Linked DNA regions of Mus musculus: region 2 is linked to region 1. A link is a loop called in an ENCODE intact Hi-C map of the cell type or tissue named here. Cell type or tissue: heart. All regions are shown on one strand.

What was found. A loop is a pair of places that touch in the nucleus more often than their neighbours do. Peaks named below come from ENCODE experiments on the same cell type or tissue, not always from the same donor. Only the 100,000 strongest peaks of a DNase experiment are listed, where the experiment ranks them.
Region 2: it touches region 1 in a loop (6-fold over the local background); 5 of 42 quality-filtered maps call a loop at or near these places.

What each region holds. Positions count from the first base shown.
Region 1 is chr8:124,048,568-124,056,567 of GRCm38, reverse strand. It overlaps Gm29897 (a long non-coding RNA gene), which reads right to left and starts at 7,106. Exons shown (of 4, transcript XR_388188.3): 1 at 5,958-7,106. In heart, no CTCF peak of the experiment used is centred here; a DNase peak (open chromatin) is centred at 4,277; H3K27me3 peaks cover 2,230 bases.
Region 2 is chr8:124,290,742-124,298,741 of GRCm38, reverse strand. Galnt2 (polypeptide N-acetylgalactosaminyltransferase 2) reads right to left here. Exons shown (of 16, transcript NM_139272.2): 2 at 3,291-3,384. Among named protein-coding and RNA genes, the nearest start is that of Galnt2, 63 kb to the right of the region's middle. In heart, a CTCF peak has its summit at 7,243; DNase peaks (open chromatin) are centred at 3,893, 7,279 and 7,498; H3K27ac peaks cover 2,547 bases.

The DNA.
Region 1 (8,000 bases):
TAAAGAGCAAACACCTGCCACTGGCAGCAGCCTCTCAGACGCAGCGGGGACTGAGATGCCACATCAGGAGCCTGAAAGGCTTTCCTCTGCCATGCCAAGGCACAGCTCTCATTGCCTAGAGGTAGGGACAGAACTCGGGTGTAGTGGTTTGAATGAGAATGGCTCCCAGAGGCTCAAGTCTGAATTCTTGGTCCCCACTTGGTGCACTGTTTAGGAAGTATAGCCTTGATGGAGGAGGTGTGCTAGGCTCAGTCTTCTTCTGCCTGCTGATCAGGATATAAGCTCCTAGCTACTGTCCCAGTGCCATGCCTGCCCACCTGCCACACTCCCTGCCATGATGATCATGGACTAACCCTCTGAAACTTTCAGCAAGCCCTCAACTAAATGCTTTCTTTCATAAGTCGCCTTGGTCATTGTATCTCTTCACAGCAACAGAACAGTAACCGAGGCACCAGGTATGTGACACAGGAAGGAAGACCACAAGGGCACTGGTTAGAGCAGCACACTTTCTGGGACCTCGTCACTGTTCCACTATTAACTTCTGACTTTGGAGAAGAACCTCAGGGTCCACAGACACCCACAGAACCCAGCCCCCAATCGAGGCAAGAGCCCTGTGCCTCACTTCTGCTCATGGGATAAGATGGAACAAGTCCAGCCACCTGCAGTGAAGGCCACATCTCTGAACAGCACTATCCCACTCTGCAACCAAAACTTGGACATATTTATACATGGACTTTATCTGGTAATAACCTTAAGCTACCTGCATGGTGCTCTCAGACCACGTGACACCCTTTACTTCCTGGTTCTTGCTTGTCTTTCAACAGTGATGGCTCTCGGGGTTTGTCTTATGGCTTTTGGTTTAGTGATGGTTGGTGGAGAGAAAGGGGGCTGATTGCTTCTCTTCTGGAATCCAGTCTGGTTTCAGAACGATTGCTGGTTATACATATCCCAGTCTGAAACAACTGTATGTACCAATTTTTTTCTTTCTTTCGTGACATGGTATTTGAAGTTTCGAAGAATGTTCCAAGTTCTGATTTTATCTGATTAGTTCTTTCTGATGTCCCGTGTTCTATTCCTCCATTTGTCACATTCTTGTGTAATGTTTAGGGCAGCATTTACTAAAACACGAGAGGGTCCGGGGCTGAGGCTGAGGTTCAAGGTCATCCTCAGCTACAAGCCAGCTTGAGTTCTCACCTACCTTCACTCTCTTGATGCCTGGCAGCTTAGCACATGTTCTTGGTACTGTCTGGATCTTACTAAGCTCCACAGCTGCTCCTTCTCCTGCCACTGTCCCAAGACAACACTGATTCCAAAGCCATATTAAACTGTATGAGGCAACACAAGAGTCAGGGGCCATCTTGGGTAGGGAGGACGGGTAGGACGGCCGAGGCGGCAGTGGCCAGACTACAGTTCTCCCAGGTAGACTCTGCTTTGGTTTAGGATTCTTTTGTTTGCTTGAGTTTTGTTGCTGTTTGGGGAACAGGATAGCGTCTTGCTGAGCAGACTGGGCAGCCCTGGAACTGCACATCTTCCGGCCTGTCTCTCAATGCTGGGATGGCAGGTGGGCTCTACCATGCCCAGAGTCATTTTGCTTTTAAGAGGGAAAGAGCCCCTACAGATACAAATGGTCACTGGCATGGAGGACCAGGGGCAAGAAGAGGAGGCTAGACTAAGAAAGAGTAAGACAATACTGTGGAGGATATATCACGGAGGACCTGCATGCCATAAGGCTGTCAGCTCAAGATATGACAGTTGGTTCAAGGGGCAGAAACCCAAAGCTTGAGAGGAACTTGCCCAAAGGTGGCTAGTGACCTAATGGAGTGGAAGAGAAGCCTTAGGGGTGAGGAGAGGAGAAAGTTTGTGCTTCAGGGACCTTAGAAACAAGCAGAAACGCAGGGAGGTCCTATATGAGGAGGCCAGAGAGGAAAACTGAGTTCCCTCTACAAGGCTGGGGCCCTGAGATCGTGCACACAGCAGAGTGGGCACTTCCATCCAGGGTTCTCAGTGAAAACAAGAGAACTGACGGAATGCGGGAAGGACAATCAGCTGGGCAGGCTGGCTTAGAACCACAGAACTCGGTGTCTGGAAATAGAAGGGAAAGTGAGATGAGAAACGGGCCAGGGCTAGACTAAGGGACACGGCTAACTGCAGGCCACGGCAAACTGCCTGGGGAGTCAGAGAAGCAAAGCCCCAGATGGAATGGGCGCCCTATGACACCACACACTCACTCAGTCTTGAAAATGGTCACCTCCTCCATGAGGACATGAAGGCAGAGCAGGTACACGCTGCAATGCCAGGTCAGCTTTCTCACCTGTGTGCTCCATGCCCTCAAGGTGCTCCAAGCCAGGGGTCCTTGCTAGGACCTTGTCCTCCCATGGCTTTACAGCTGAGAGCTTTTTACCCCAGACACCCATGCTTTCACATCCAGAGAGACTAGGGGGTGGAGTGAGGAACAGCCCCTGGGTCCTCCTTTAAACCTTTCCTCATTCTTACCAGCTGTATTCACTACAGAGCATTTTACACTTCTTGCCTTCTCTTAGCATTTATGCTACAATCAACCGTAACTTCACCATAAAACCATAAACTAAAAGCTATGCTGCCTCGTGGGTGACTCTTCCTCAGATGAGCGGCTTTTCCCGAGACAGCTGGACCAGTGCAGAGGAAAGCGGGATTTGGAGAAAATCCATCACGGAAGCTCACCACTACCCACAAACAACTGATCTGGCCCCTGGAGGGAGAGAATGAAAGGACATTAGGGGACTCGGATCTCAATAAAGTAACAACAGAAGGTGCTGGACTGGGGGTGCTAATGAGGGCCAGAGGACATGGCAGTAAGGAACACATGAGAAACTGAGGGAGGAAGGGTGAGCCAAAAGATAACTGGGAGCATGTGAAGTGGAGGGACCTCAAATACAAGGTCTCCATTAGTGCTTGATGGCAATCTTGGGATTCAGGTCCAGGGTGTCATCAGGGTCCCAGGATAGACCCCGAGGTAAACAGCATGCCCATAGGAAACAAAAAAGGAGGCTGGGGATGGGTGAAATCACTGGCAGGGAGCTGAGGCCTGACGTTAGAAGTTAGAAGAGTGGAGATGGCAGATCCTAGAATGATGGGAATTAACGTTTAAACTACACAGTGCCTACCACATATCTGTACGGGAAGGGAAGGTGAAATATAAAACAGAGGATTAGCATTCAGAAGATGCTCAAGAGAATGGAGGATTACGAAGTGATAAAGCTGCCTCTGGACAGGGGCTTTTTAAAACAAAAGTGGGAGCGGCGAGCTGGGCACTCCTGGTGCAAGCCTGGCATCTCAGCAGCTGAGGAAGGAGGATCAGGAGTTCAAGGTCAGCACTGGCTCCGCAGCAAATCAAAGTCAGCTCTAGCTGCATGAGATTCTGCCTCAAATAAAGAGAGTGAGCTCAGAGGGTACAAGCACACCAGAAATAAATCAGAGTAATCCCTGAGGCCTGCCTCGAAAGCGCCCCTGAGAACGTGAACGGGAAAGGACAGGGTCTGTGAGGAACTGAGGAGAGAAAGCTGCAGAGGACAGGCCCTAGAGATCATTTACTGTGGCGCACGAGGAGTAGCTGAGAGCAGCAAATGACTATGTCCCCTTTGGTGTCCCCCTCTCCATTCTTGACGGCCCCAGCAGTGCCTTCAAAGAAAGAGCAGGGATCCCCATGTGGAGCCTTTCAGCCCCAGATCCCCTCACACCTAACGCCCACCACATGTCCACAACAGGACAAGTGATTTCCACCAGTTCTTGTATGTCAACGACCTGCACTCTGTGGGTCAGCTCCTGCCACACAGGCAGGTTTCCCCTCCCAGCCTTGCTTTTGTCACTCATTATCAATGGCTGTGCTAGAAAGTAAACATTGCCCCAGAACTGAATCCTCACACCTCGCTTTTGCAGGGATAGTGTGTGCTTGTTGAATGGCTTGGGGTTTGAGCTAAAGCATGTCTACAGAGTTACTACCCCAGCATCAGTCCCTCTGCCTCGGTCTCTGTGTTGTGACTCTCTGGCAGACCACCCTAGTTTGAGTCTCTCCACAGGTGTCACTGGTAGATGCTCTTCTGCCCTCTGAATCAGCAAAGCACATCAAAGCACATGCAGGGAAAGGTTTAGGGTCAGCCAAGTGGCTGAGGCACGAATAACCACTTCTAGAATGGAAGCCTGTCTGGGCTGCCCTTCCGGCACAGCACAGTTGAGGAGGCTCAAGACCTCAATCCCCTCAATCTAAGGGCAAGTTCTCTGGCCACAGAGGTCCTTGAGCAGCACCACAGCACCACCATCAGGACACCTGAGGAACTGCTGTGCCTACAACTGATTAACCAGGAGCAGATCATCGCTTGGCTTGTCCTGTGTCATCTGATGAACCTGCAACAGAATACAAATCAGACACTGCTCTATCAGGTTGTGGGGCAGAGCAGGCCAGAGATTATAGCCTCAGTTCCATCGTCAATAACAGGAGGCCTTGAAAGACTGATAATGCTCCCTGCACATCTCCGCATCCCCTGAAGCAACTTAAGTAAAATGAAATCTGTCAGTACATAGCAAGAAGCAAAAGGGTACTTTCCCACTAAAAGCCAGTTCTAGCTGCCCAGTTCTGAAGGCCTAAGCAAGGGAAAAAGAGACAAGCTAGTCACGCAAAGCTGTTTCCTTCTGAATTAGCCAGAGCAAGGAATAAAATCAGGTTTAAGGTATAAAACACACTTTTCCTATCTAAAATATCTAGTTCACATCTGTTCCACCTAGAGTAACTCGAAAAGGTAGTTTTGAAAACTAAATGTGTGATATGGTGAGGTCCGGTATATTGTGGGGCTCCCTGTTAAGCCAGTACTAGGGATACTGTACAGGAGCATCGTGTAAATTCAAGGCCAGTGTACACTTCACAAGGGAGAGCAAGACAATCCTGGACTACATCAGACGTTAACAAAAACAAAATTTTTTATGGGAGAGAAATTTCTTATGGGTTATCCTTAAAATCATTTTCAAAAGTCTACATTCTGACTGAATGAAACGAGGGTATGAGAAGACTTTACGAAATGAATTCTACAGTCAGTGAGAAAGAATAGTCTAAATAAGAAACAAACTATTATGTAAACAAATTTTACAGAATAAACTTAAATAGGTGATGTAAAAAATACACTTTGAGCAATTAAACAAATTAAAAAGAAAATGATATGGCTCCCTTATCAAAGAATCAATAAAAATTAATGTTGTGGGACTGTAGAGATAGCTCAGCAGTTAAAAGTACTAGCTATTCATCCATAAGATCTGGGTTCTGCTCATAGCCCTTACACGGCTGCTTATAGCCATCTGTCACTCCAGTTCTAGAGGCTCCAGTGTCCTCTTCTGGCCTCCTTGGGGACCAGTCATATACAAGGTATACACACATATATACAGGCAAAACACTTCATAAAGTAGAAAAAAGTAAATCTTTTTCAAATATCCTATAACACTATTAAAAACAGAAACAAAAAACTCTTAAATATTGTTGTGAATGTAGCTCCACTGCCTGTCATGTAGAGCCCGTGTTCAAACTCAGGACCATATGAATCAAGTGTGGTGGTGCATGACTGTTAGTATCTCTGAACTCAGGAAGTAGAAGAAAGTCTCAGGTCGTCCTCAACAACACTGCAAGTTCAAGGCCAGCCTGAGCTACAAGAGATTTTGTCTCAAAATAATGATGGTGATGGTGGAGCCTGATTTGAGACCAATAAACTAATCTAACCTTTCTCAGAGTATTTGACCAAGAGGGGAGCACTGTTAAGTATTAGAGCACCACTGACTTTATTGTAAGCACCTCTTCAGTGTTTACGTTTCCTTTAAACAAGCTAAGATGCTGGAACCAGAGTGCTTTGATTCCCTGACAGCTATTAGACCCTTTCCTAGTACCCAGCTGGCTTGAGAACCAAGCAGCCAACCTAATCCTGTTTATGGCAGTCACCTACCTCATCGACTACTCCTTGAGGTAGCTCCACTGCAATCACACCTGCTTGTTGCACACGACTCTGGCTCCAGAAGGAACTATGTTTGTTACATCAAACGCTGCAATGAACTTTTCCAGTGAGGTTGGGTGAGGTTTAGCAGTTAGGTCAGTTGGTGAGCACCTCTCCTAGTAGCCAGAGAAGGCCTGTGACTGGTACAAATATACCTGCCACAACTTTTTCTGGCTAAACAAACAGGGCAGGCTATTCAGGTGACTTTGAGTCATCCCCAAACACCCTTCTGTGTTGCACCCTAGTGTTACAACAATGAACATGAGGTCCAACGGAGGGCCCCTTGTAAGCAGGCTCTGGTGGTGTTCTCTGAGACAAGATCTCATGTAGTCCACGCTGGCCTCAAACCCACTGAGAACGAATGACCTTGAACTCCTGATCCTTCTGCTTCTACTTCCCAAGTACTGGGACTGCGGGCATGTACCAACATACCTAGCTCAAGCAATCTCTTTTTGCTGGCTTTTGGTATTGTTAGTAAAAGAACAGGCTGAGCTGGTAACGTAGGAGATGCAAGCAGAGGCAGGGCAGCAGTGATGGCAAAGACGGTCACAATAACAGAAGCAACAGCAACAATGAAGGGTAGCTAAAGCCTCCTAGAAAGTAAAGAGTGCAGAGATGACAAAGTCAGCACAGAGCTGAAAAGGAAGAACTGCAGGCCCTACACACCGACTGTTTCAAAAAGCTTCCAAGGCTTAAACACCAAGAGTCTTAAGGTCCAAGAACCATAGTTAAGGCCAAGCACCTTAGACATACTAGGTCTGAGAGCTCCAATACTGGTTACTGTGAGAGCCAAGGCTAACAAGTGTTGGATATCACTACTTCCTAATGCTATTGCTCATGGCTATTGGATGTGAAGGATTGTAACAGCTGTCAAGTGCTTAAAGCACACCACAGAGTTAAGCCTTCAACTTCAATACCAATATCCAGAATTCTAAGAGTTATAAAACCTAGAGTCTCCAGCTCTCTAGGGTTGAAGCCATAAACTTCTGGGTCTAGTTCCATGGGGCACTCAAGGGCTGGTGACTGCCAGCACCAGAATTGCCTACTGTACTAGCTGGTTTTGTTTGTCAACTTAACACAGGCTGGAGTTATCACAGGAAATGCCTCCATGAGATCCAGCTGTAAGGCATTTTCTCAATCAGTGATCAAGGGGGGAGGGCCCCTTATCCTTGGGCTGGCAGTCTTGGATTCTATAAGAAAGCAAGCTGAGCAAGCCAGGGGAAGCAAGCCACTAAGTAACATCCCTCCATGGCCTCTGCATCAGCTCCTGCTTCCTAACCTGCTTGAGTTGCAGTCCTGACTTCCTTTGGTGATGAACAGCAATGTCGAAGTGTAAGCTGAATAAACCCATTCCTCCCCAACTTGCTTCTTGGTCAGGGTGTTTGTACAGGAATAGAAACCCTGACTAAGACACCTACCCACGATTCCTATCTGTAATAAAACAAGTCAGATGGTGACAGATTCACTTGGAGAAAATCAATGTGTATACTTTTGAGAGGGTAAGTTGGCAACATGCACAAGTCTGTTAAAACTGATATGGCTTTCAAGTCAGGGTAACTGGCAGTACTTACCTATTACCCAAAATGTTAGGAGACTGAGGCAGAAGGACTGAGCTCAAGGTCAGCCTGGGCTGTAGAATAAGATCCTGTCTCAAAATACAAGACAGTACTCTAAAATAAATAAACAGCTCAAGAGAATGTGTCTTAGTAGCCAGACAGTGGTGGCGCACGCCTTTAATCCCATCACTTGAGAGGCAGAGGCAGGCGGATTTCTGAGTTTGAGGCCAGCCTGGTCTACAGAGTGAGTTCCAGGACAGCCAGGGTTACACAGAGAAACCCTGTCTCGAAAACAACAACAACAACAACAAAAAAAAAAAAACAAAAAAACAAAAAAACAAAAAAAAAAAAAAGAAAGAAAGAAAAAAGAAGAATGTGTCTTAGAAAATAATCTAGCCATAGGCAATATTTATAAAAGGAAAAGTATGTAAGATTCCTT
Region 2 (8,000 bases), 240 kb before region 1:
TAAAGATAACAGACTATTGAAAGGAAATGCTTTGCCTTCCATAATACAAGTAGCAATTGAACAGAAATAACCAACCAGCTAACCAGCCAACCAGCCAACCAGCCAACCTACCAACCGACCTACCAACCAGCCAACCTACCAACCGACCTACCAGCCAACCTACCAACCGACCTACCAGCCAACCTACCAACCAACTGACCAACCAGCCGACCTACCAGCCAACCAGGCAACCTACTAACCTACCAACTACCGACCAGTCAACCTACCAACCACCAACCTACCAGTCACAACATACCTACCAACCAGCCAACCTACCAACCAGCCAACCTACTAACCTATCAACCATCAACCAGCCAACCTACCAACCTACCAACCTACCCTAACAGGCATCGGTTGTTTAACCTGAGTGCCCAGCAGGCTAATTGGGAGCGGCAGCTTCTTACCCTTCATATGGCTCACATCACATCCACAGCAGCTCTGTGGACATACAAGCTACACACACACACACACACACACACATTCTGATGCTGGTAGACTGCAGCACGCTTCCCGGGGCTGTTATCACTGGGAAGCAGTGTAGCTATAGACATGTACATATATGTACAGGACTAGTAACCTCCTTAAGGCAGCCATTGCAATGGAGGGTTTAACCTGCAGGGCAGATTTAACACTCTAGAGCCAGACAGCTCCTTTGTGTCCATGTATATATGTATGTATGTACGCATGTGTGTACATAGACAACTACACACATATTCACACAACAGCCTATTTTTTAGCTCTTCAAAAAAAAATTTTTTTTTATTTTGTACAAATATCTAACAGTCGACCATTTAAGGCCAAGAGTTCGAATTAAGAAAGGTCATACAGTAGGCTTATACTTATCCAAAAGCATTTTGCCTTGTACATTACTGTTTTGCTTTGTTCTAAACACACATAACCTTTTTTTAAAAAAATTGATATATGTGAGTATACTGTAGCTGTCTTCAGACACATCAGAAGAGAGCAATGGGTATTACAGATGGTTGTGAGCTACCATGGGTTGCTAAGAATTGAGCTCAGGGCCTCTGGAAGAGCAGTCAGTGCTCTTACTGGCTGAGCTATCTCTCCAGCTCCTTGTCACCCCATTTAAGTATGGACATTGCATCCCTGATACCTAGAAAAAACACATCTCTAATGACAAACGCAAGTGTTCAGGGAAAACCTGAAGTATCACACTGGATCCCTGCTGTCTGAAACATTGTTTCTATTAACCATCAAGTCTTGAAAGGGGGGAAAGCAACTTTGAAATGCAGGAATGGGAAGTAAAATGGAGGGGAAAATAACTCTAGTTTACTAACATTAAAACCTCCAAAAAACAATTTCATCTTTTAGAATCTAGAGCAGTGGTTCTCAGCCTGTGGGTGGAGACCCCCTCAGGGGTTGAACCACCCTTTCCCTGGAGTCAAATATCAGATATCTTGGATATCGGATACTCACATTACAATTCGTAACAGTAGCAAAATTATAGTTAAGAAGTAGCAATGAAATAATTTTATGGTTGTGGGTCATGGCATTAGGAAGGTTGAAAACCACTGGTCCACAGCAACTCATCTGGAACTTTAAATAAATAAGCTTCAGTTTATTCTCAGCATCTGGCCCAAGCAGAGTTCTAGTGCCAGGACTCCACTTGCTGCCGGTCAAATCCACCCATTAGCCTCTGATGTGAGCCAGTTGATAAGGACACACTCGCATCCGTGTTCCTTTTCATGGCACCTGGAACTGACCTGCGGCTAAGACATCCTCATAAACATTCAGGTTCTCCTGAACCTGGAGAAAGGTCTTTTCATTGTGCATCCAGTTTAATAAATCCCATGGCTACAGTCTCCACCCAAGCATACAAAGCTCCGGACTCGTCAGACTCAGCACTGAAGGAGACAACAGCAAGATGCAGCTTCCTCTCTCTGAAGGCCCTCTTCCTTTCCTCCAGGGTCTCAGTGTCATGCCTCTTTCTTTCTGTCTGTCTATTTCCCTTCCTCCCTCCCTTCATTTTGGATGCCCTTGAACTCAGAGAATAACTTGATTCTGCCTCCTGAGTACAGGGATTAAAGGTGTGCACCACCAACACCCAGCAAAAGAGTAAACTTTCAACAGCTGACACCCATAACCAGATCAATTCAGGACTCTAGACAGGCAACTCCCATCTTTCATACAAACTAACTCAAAGGGGCCTTAGACATAAATAAAATTCTAGGAGACCACACACAAACATCTCAGGTCTAGTCAGCATCATCTCTCCCTCCTTTAGTCTCCTCACAGCCAGTCTCCAATCCCTGTATCTGAAACTCCCTGTCTAAACCCTAGGAGATTCCGCTCTGCTGCCGTGTCTCCCAGCTGTCCTTGATGGTGGCGCGGGGGAACGCCTTATCTCATGATGTTTCTCTTTTCTACAATTATAAAATCTCACAGAATCTCTTCCCTGGTAGACAATGTCATCAAGGACCACCCAACCCATGTTCCTAGGCTGGGGTCACTCGTTTAGAATCAGCCACTGCTAGTTCCCTTTGGAACAGAAGCTGTGTTTTGAAATATCAGTATTTATATATTAACTTTATTCGCAACTGCCAAAACTTAGAAGCAACCAAGACACCATTCAGCAAGTGAATGCAAAAATAAGCTGAGGTAGAGCCAGGCAGTGGATGGTCATCCAGTGCTAGAACTTGGCCAGCTAAGGCTGGAGAGATGGCTCAGTGGTTAAGAGGGCACGTTGCTCTTACACAGGACTGGGGTTGAGCTCTCATGTCCCACTTCCTGTGGCTTATAAAACCAAGGGACCTGATACCTTCTTCTGGCCTCTACTGGCATCTACATACCACCAAGCATGATCCTCACTGTGGACTCTGGTGGTGACCCTGATTTAATGCAGTTCACAGCCCATTCCTGTGTCCCACCGTGGTGAGATACAGACAGGCAGTGGGAGCTACATGCATGGCATGTGAACATTCTGGATCTTTTGCCAACTTTGCTGTGAACCTAAAACTCTTTAACAGAAAAAGAAAAAAAATCAAGTCAGTTTGAAATTTTTTCATGACCTGTAAGCTCAGACCTTGTCATTTATCCTCTACTCTGTTTCTCTCTCGATAGACTCTGCTGACCACACACCAAGGTCCTGACAGGAAAGGGCAGTGTCCAGAAGCATAAGTCATTCTCTCTCTGCCCCAAGCCACCGCCCTAAGCCACCGCCCTGGCACTATATTCAGACCATTAACAATTAGGAGGTCCACGGAAGCCCAGCCCCAGTTCAGACACGGTACCTGGAGGGAGGGTCTCCACACCCTGTGCTTTCTCATCTCCTCTGCTGTGGTGAAGGTCTTTCTTCTTAATGGAGTCGATGTCATTCCAGTCACCCTGGAGAAACAAAGACACCGAGTGAGTCGTCTGTTTCTGTGGCTTCACCTTCTCACAGCTTCTCTGCTTCAGAGTGGTTCTGTGATACCATCACGCCGGGACCTCAGCAGCGAGCAGAGCAGGGAGTGCTCCCACCGTAGGGCAATCCTCATAATCACCCAGAGACGTCTAGACTACGCTCTAGGGAGACAGTGCAGGACAATCTCTGCAGGACTCCAATGAGGACCACAGCAGCCATGTGCTGAGCACAGCACTGTCGTAGTGGCTGAGTCATGGGACCAGGGCTCCTGGGAAATCTCTACGGTCTGGGCCCTCTGAGCTTCTAATATGTCAAAGGGCATATTAATCCTACTGATGGTACACCAGGAACTCACAGGGGACTGCCGTGGAGCCAGCCTGCAGAGCAAGACATAAGTTCTGGTGGAATTTATCCCACCCATCTGGGCAAGCAATCGGCTGTCATTTATCAACATTAAATCAAACTAAACAACAGCCCCACAGCCCCACAACTTAATGCACGTTCCGCCCACTTAAATCCGATTGCTGTGAACGAAAAGTGTTTCTGTGCATAACCCAAACAGGAGGCCTCCCATGGGCCCAGCCCTGTGGAAGCCCACTTCCTGCAGATGGGGATCCTGGCAGTAGGCACCTTCCCTGGTGGCCCGGCCTGCTTTCCATGTAGCCAAACTCTCTGGACTGGGCTGGCTGTGTGTGCTTTGCTATGTGCTGTGCTGGATCAGAGAAAGATTTCCTCCTGGTGTCACTTGCTCTGACCATAATCTGCATTTACGGGAAGCCATCCTGTTCTCGGCGCCTCCTCTCTCTGTAGCCTTTCCTTCCTCTCCTGGCTTCTGCAGTATAGTGATATGGCTGGTTTATCATGGGAGGGGTGTACAAAGGGGTGGGTGGGAGAAGTGTGCAGAGGGGGAGGGGTGGGGGAATGCTAACGATGGACACTGACCCACTTGCTCCAAACCACCTAGCCAACGCGTCTCAGCCTCCCCAGACTCCCAGCGCTCCTGCCTCCACGCAGTGACAAATGTTTGAGCACGCATCTGGACCCTATTTACAATTTCTCGCAGCCAGAAGATTCTAAAACGATCCTTGTAATCAGCTCTTCTGATTATTGCGTTATAAATAAACTTCCAACCCACCATTGGTGATGACTGTACAGTGACCCTATAAACACAGCAGACGGTGGCTTTGCAACGGAGGGAATGATGCTAAAAACTAAAACAGCCCACTCCGGCCCGGCAGGCTGCACGGTGCTATCTTTTAATTAAGAGCCCACTTCTATTTCATAGCTGGTTTGTTAAATTTTCTGACTAATAATACTCCCAAACACACACACACACCAGGGCTTTCGACCTCTCAAACACTCTGGCTCCCGGACCAGCTATTTCACCTTGAACGAGACGGAACGCTGAGGTAGTCTCCGGAGCTGGTGGCTCCAATCGAGCCCTAGTCTGTGGCAGTCACAGAATCAACATAGCCAGGTCAACTCAGCATTTCTCTCACAACACAAATTTCTTCCCACACAACCTGAGCCTGAGTCTGGGGTGCTAGGCAGGGTCAGTGATAACAGGGTCTCACTACTCACTGGGCTTTAAAACTGGGAGGCTAGGCGAGCTGCTGTGAGCCCGTGGCTGCCATTGGTGGCCTTTCACAGCAGCATGTAGCATTCAAGACCCCCAGGTCCTCTGTGGTCCCAGGAACTGTCTCGAATCCCTTTGTGTGGTGCCCTCAAGTGTGTGGCGAACATCTAAGAATGCTGTTCACACGCTCCGTTCTCACCGGCCCCGCCATCCCGTGATCGATTGGAGGCTCCTGCATCTACAGACCTTAGCAATCCATCTAGACCAGACCAGCAGTCCTGTTGAGAATGCCCTAATGTTCCAGGTGGTGAAGCCCCGTGCTCAGAGCCCACGGGTCCAGGCTGGGGACCAGGCACTGTGCTTCTCCTGCTATGAGGAAGGAAGACGGAGTCTGCCTAGTGACAGGTCTGTGCTCGTGGGGCGGAGGCAATAAACACATGGCTTCTGCCATGTTTGTAACAGGCATAAAAATACTCCTCTGGAAGAAGGGAGAAAATAAACAGGCAGTTTGAAATCTTCCCTTTTGAAACACATCTTGTCGATGTTAAATCCTTTTAGCTACTAGACCATATGGTCAGGCACAGAACAAGTCCCCAAAATACTCCTGAATGTCGGGTTCCTCAATGTCACCTGTCAGCGTCATTTAGAGACTGTTCAGTAATTATCACCGGGGCTGAGCAGAACAGTAGCACTTGCGTTTATAAAAAGCCAGGTCGCCAGATTCTGAAAGAGGCTTACTCAGACTTGGAGCTCATCTCAAAACTCAGACGCCCAAACCCACTAAGGTACCACTCAGCCCAAAGCCAGGCTCGCGGAGCAGAACAGCTCCCAGCTACAGACCACCCTCTTACAGCCAGGTATTTCCACCAAGGGACCCAGAGGGACGCAGGGACTGCTGGCTATTTCTGAGTCCTTGGAGTAGGTGGTTCTACCATGGTGGAGCAGAAGAAACCCCACATGTTCCCCCAGACAGAGCTCCCCCAAATGACAGGACTCTGTAGACAGGGCTCACCAGACAGAGCAAGGCACCTCCTGCTCACTGTGTCAGAGCCTCATTTTCCCTGCTGGCTGCTCTTATTGTGACCAATACCCAACAAGCAGCCACGTAAGGGAAAAGGACTGACTCTGGCTCACGGTTTTAGCGGATACGGCCCGTCACCCAGGAGAGGTGTGGCTGGGGCAGCCTGTGGCCGTGGGAGATGAGAACAGCAGACTGGGGAGCAGACATAGGGCAGAAAGGCTGGGTCACAGCCCCCAGGCCTGCACTGTGGAGATATACCTCATCATCTCCTAAAATTCTTACAAACCTCCCAAAGGAGCGCACCAAACCACCCACCCAACCGGACGACGTGCTTCTAATCCACCGAGAAGGGGGCACCCAGTCTGGGAGAGGCCCCCAACCCCCACATGAGGACCACACTACATTACAGGTTTCCTCAACTCGACCTCAGCAACACTGACCCCTCGGCCTCGGAGAGCAACTGGGCTATACTTGTGAGCTCAAGGCCTGATGGGAGCACGGCTTGAAGATGAGGGGTGCTCCTCCCCATCACTGGCTGCTGAGGGGCAGCTTGGCACCACAGGTGTGCCTCACGGATCCATGGATCTCCTCGGAAGCTGTTTGCACACCGTGTGCACAGAGGTAAGCAGTAAATCTTCCTGCCTCACCTTACAGGGGTGGCACTGGGACACGCCTGAAGAACAGGAGGAGCCCGCAACAGACTTCACAGCCCATGCAGAGAGTCAGCCGTTAAGGGAGGAGATGAAAACCCAGTTCTGAGAGGTCCCAGGCAGCCTTGAGAGGGCTGCTCTACCCAGAGATGCTCACTGTACCAAGCAGGTTGTGGAGATCAAGGTTCAGTGAGGTGTGAGTTAATGTGCTCTGTATACACTCGTTGACCACAAGTCACAGGCACACTACGACAAAGGTCATCTGTGCTTTTATTTCACTATGTGTGCTCATGGGACAGTATCAGGAGCACTCAACCCTCTGGAGCACTGTAGCTGGTGCTCCACCATGGAACCTTTCACTCACACACACACACACACACACACACACACACAACCATCAAAAAGCATTCTGTCCAAATGCTCTCAGCCACACACAAGAGTGATGGCTGCCAGAGACCCAGTCCACCAGGAGCAGTCCCCTAGGGCTCCTGAGACTCAGTAGGGAAGATCTCTGTCACCTCAGGCAACTCTTGACTGCACTACTGGAGGATCAGAGGTGCCACAGGGCCTTGGTGCAATGCCATCTTGCTCCCAGTAGGAGTCTCTGACTACACAGTGCCTTGCTGCAGCCTGGCTTTGTCTGGGCAGATCTGTGGACTGAGTGTGTGACCTTAAAGAGCATCTCCTGGGGAAGGAGGGTCTAGGTGACATGTTAGGAGCCCGGGAGCCTGAGGGCAGGGATTAGAGACTGTGGCCTTATACACTCTGAGCCCAAATATACGCTCCTCAGGAGCCATCACACCTGGGTGTGTCTGGGAGCCATGGGAACCAATTCAGCTTTCGGTCCGGTCCTGTTCTCGGAGGCTGAGGCAGGGGCCTCATGGTAAATCGGTGAAGTCCGTGGGTGAGCTGGGTGTGACCTGGGCATGGCATCCACATCCATTCCCTGCCTATAAATGGAGATCCTGCTTGTGCAGTGGTGCCAACAGCCCTCTCTTGGCCCCAGTTCTGCTTGTGCTGGGCTTCTGGCTCCAGCCGAAGCAGATCCCCTCATATTACAGAAGTGACGCATGTCAAAAGCTTGACTAGAAAATGTCTTCCACATGAAAGGGAGTGGTTTTTAGCAAATGCTTTTCCCTGTGACTCATACCAGTTGATCACATTTTAAAATAAAGTAAAACTTCCGAACAGATGACAGGAAAGCGGTGGAAAGGCTCGGCAGTCAGACAGCACTTCACAGTGTACAGCCAAGGGTGAGGGTGCAGCAGAGAGCAACAGAGCAGGAGATGGGGTCTCCCTGGCTGGTGTGGCCATAGCCTATTCACACCATGCTGCTTCCTGCCCTATTCA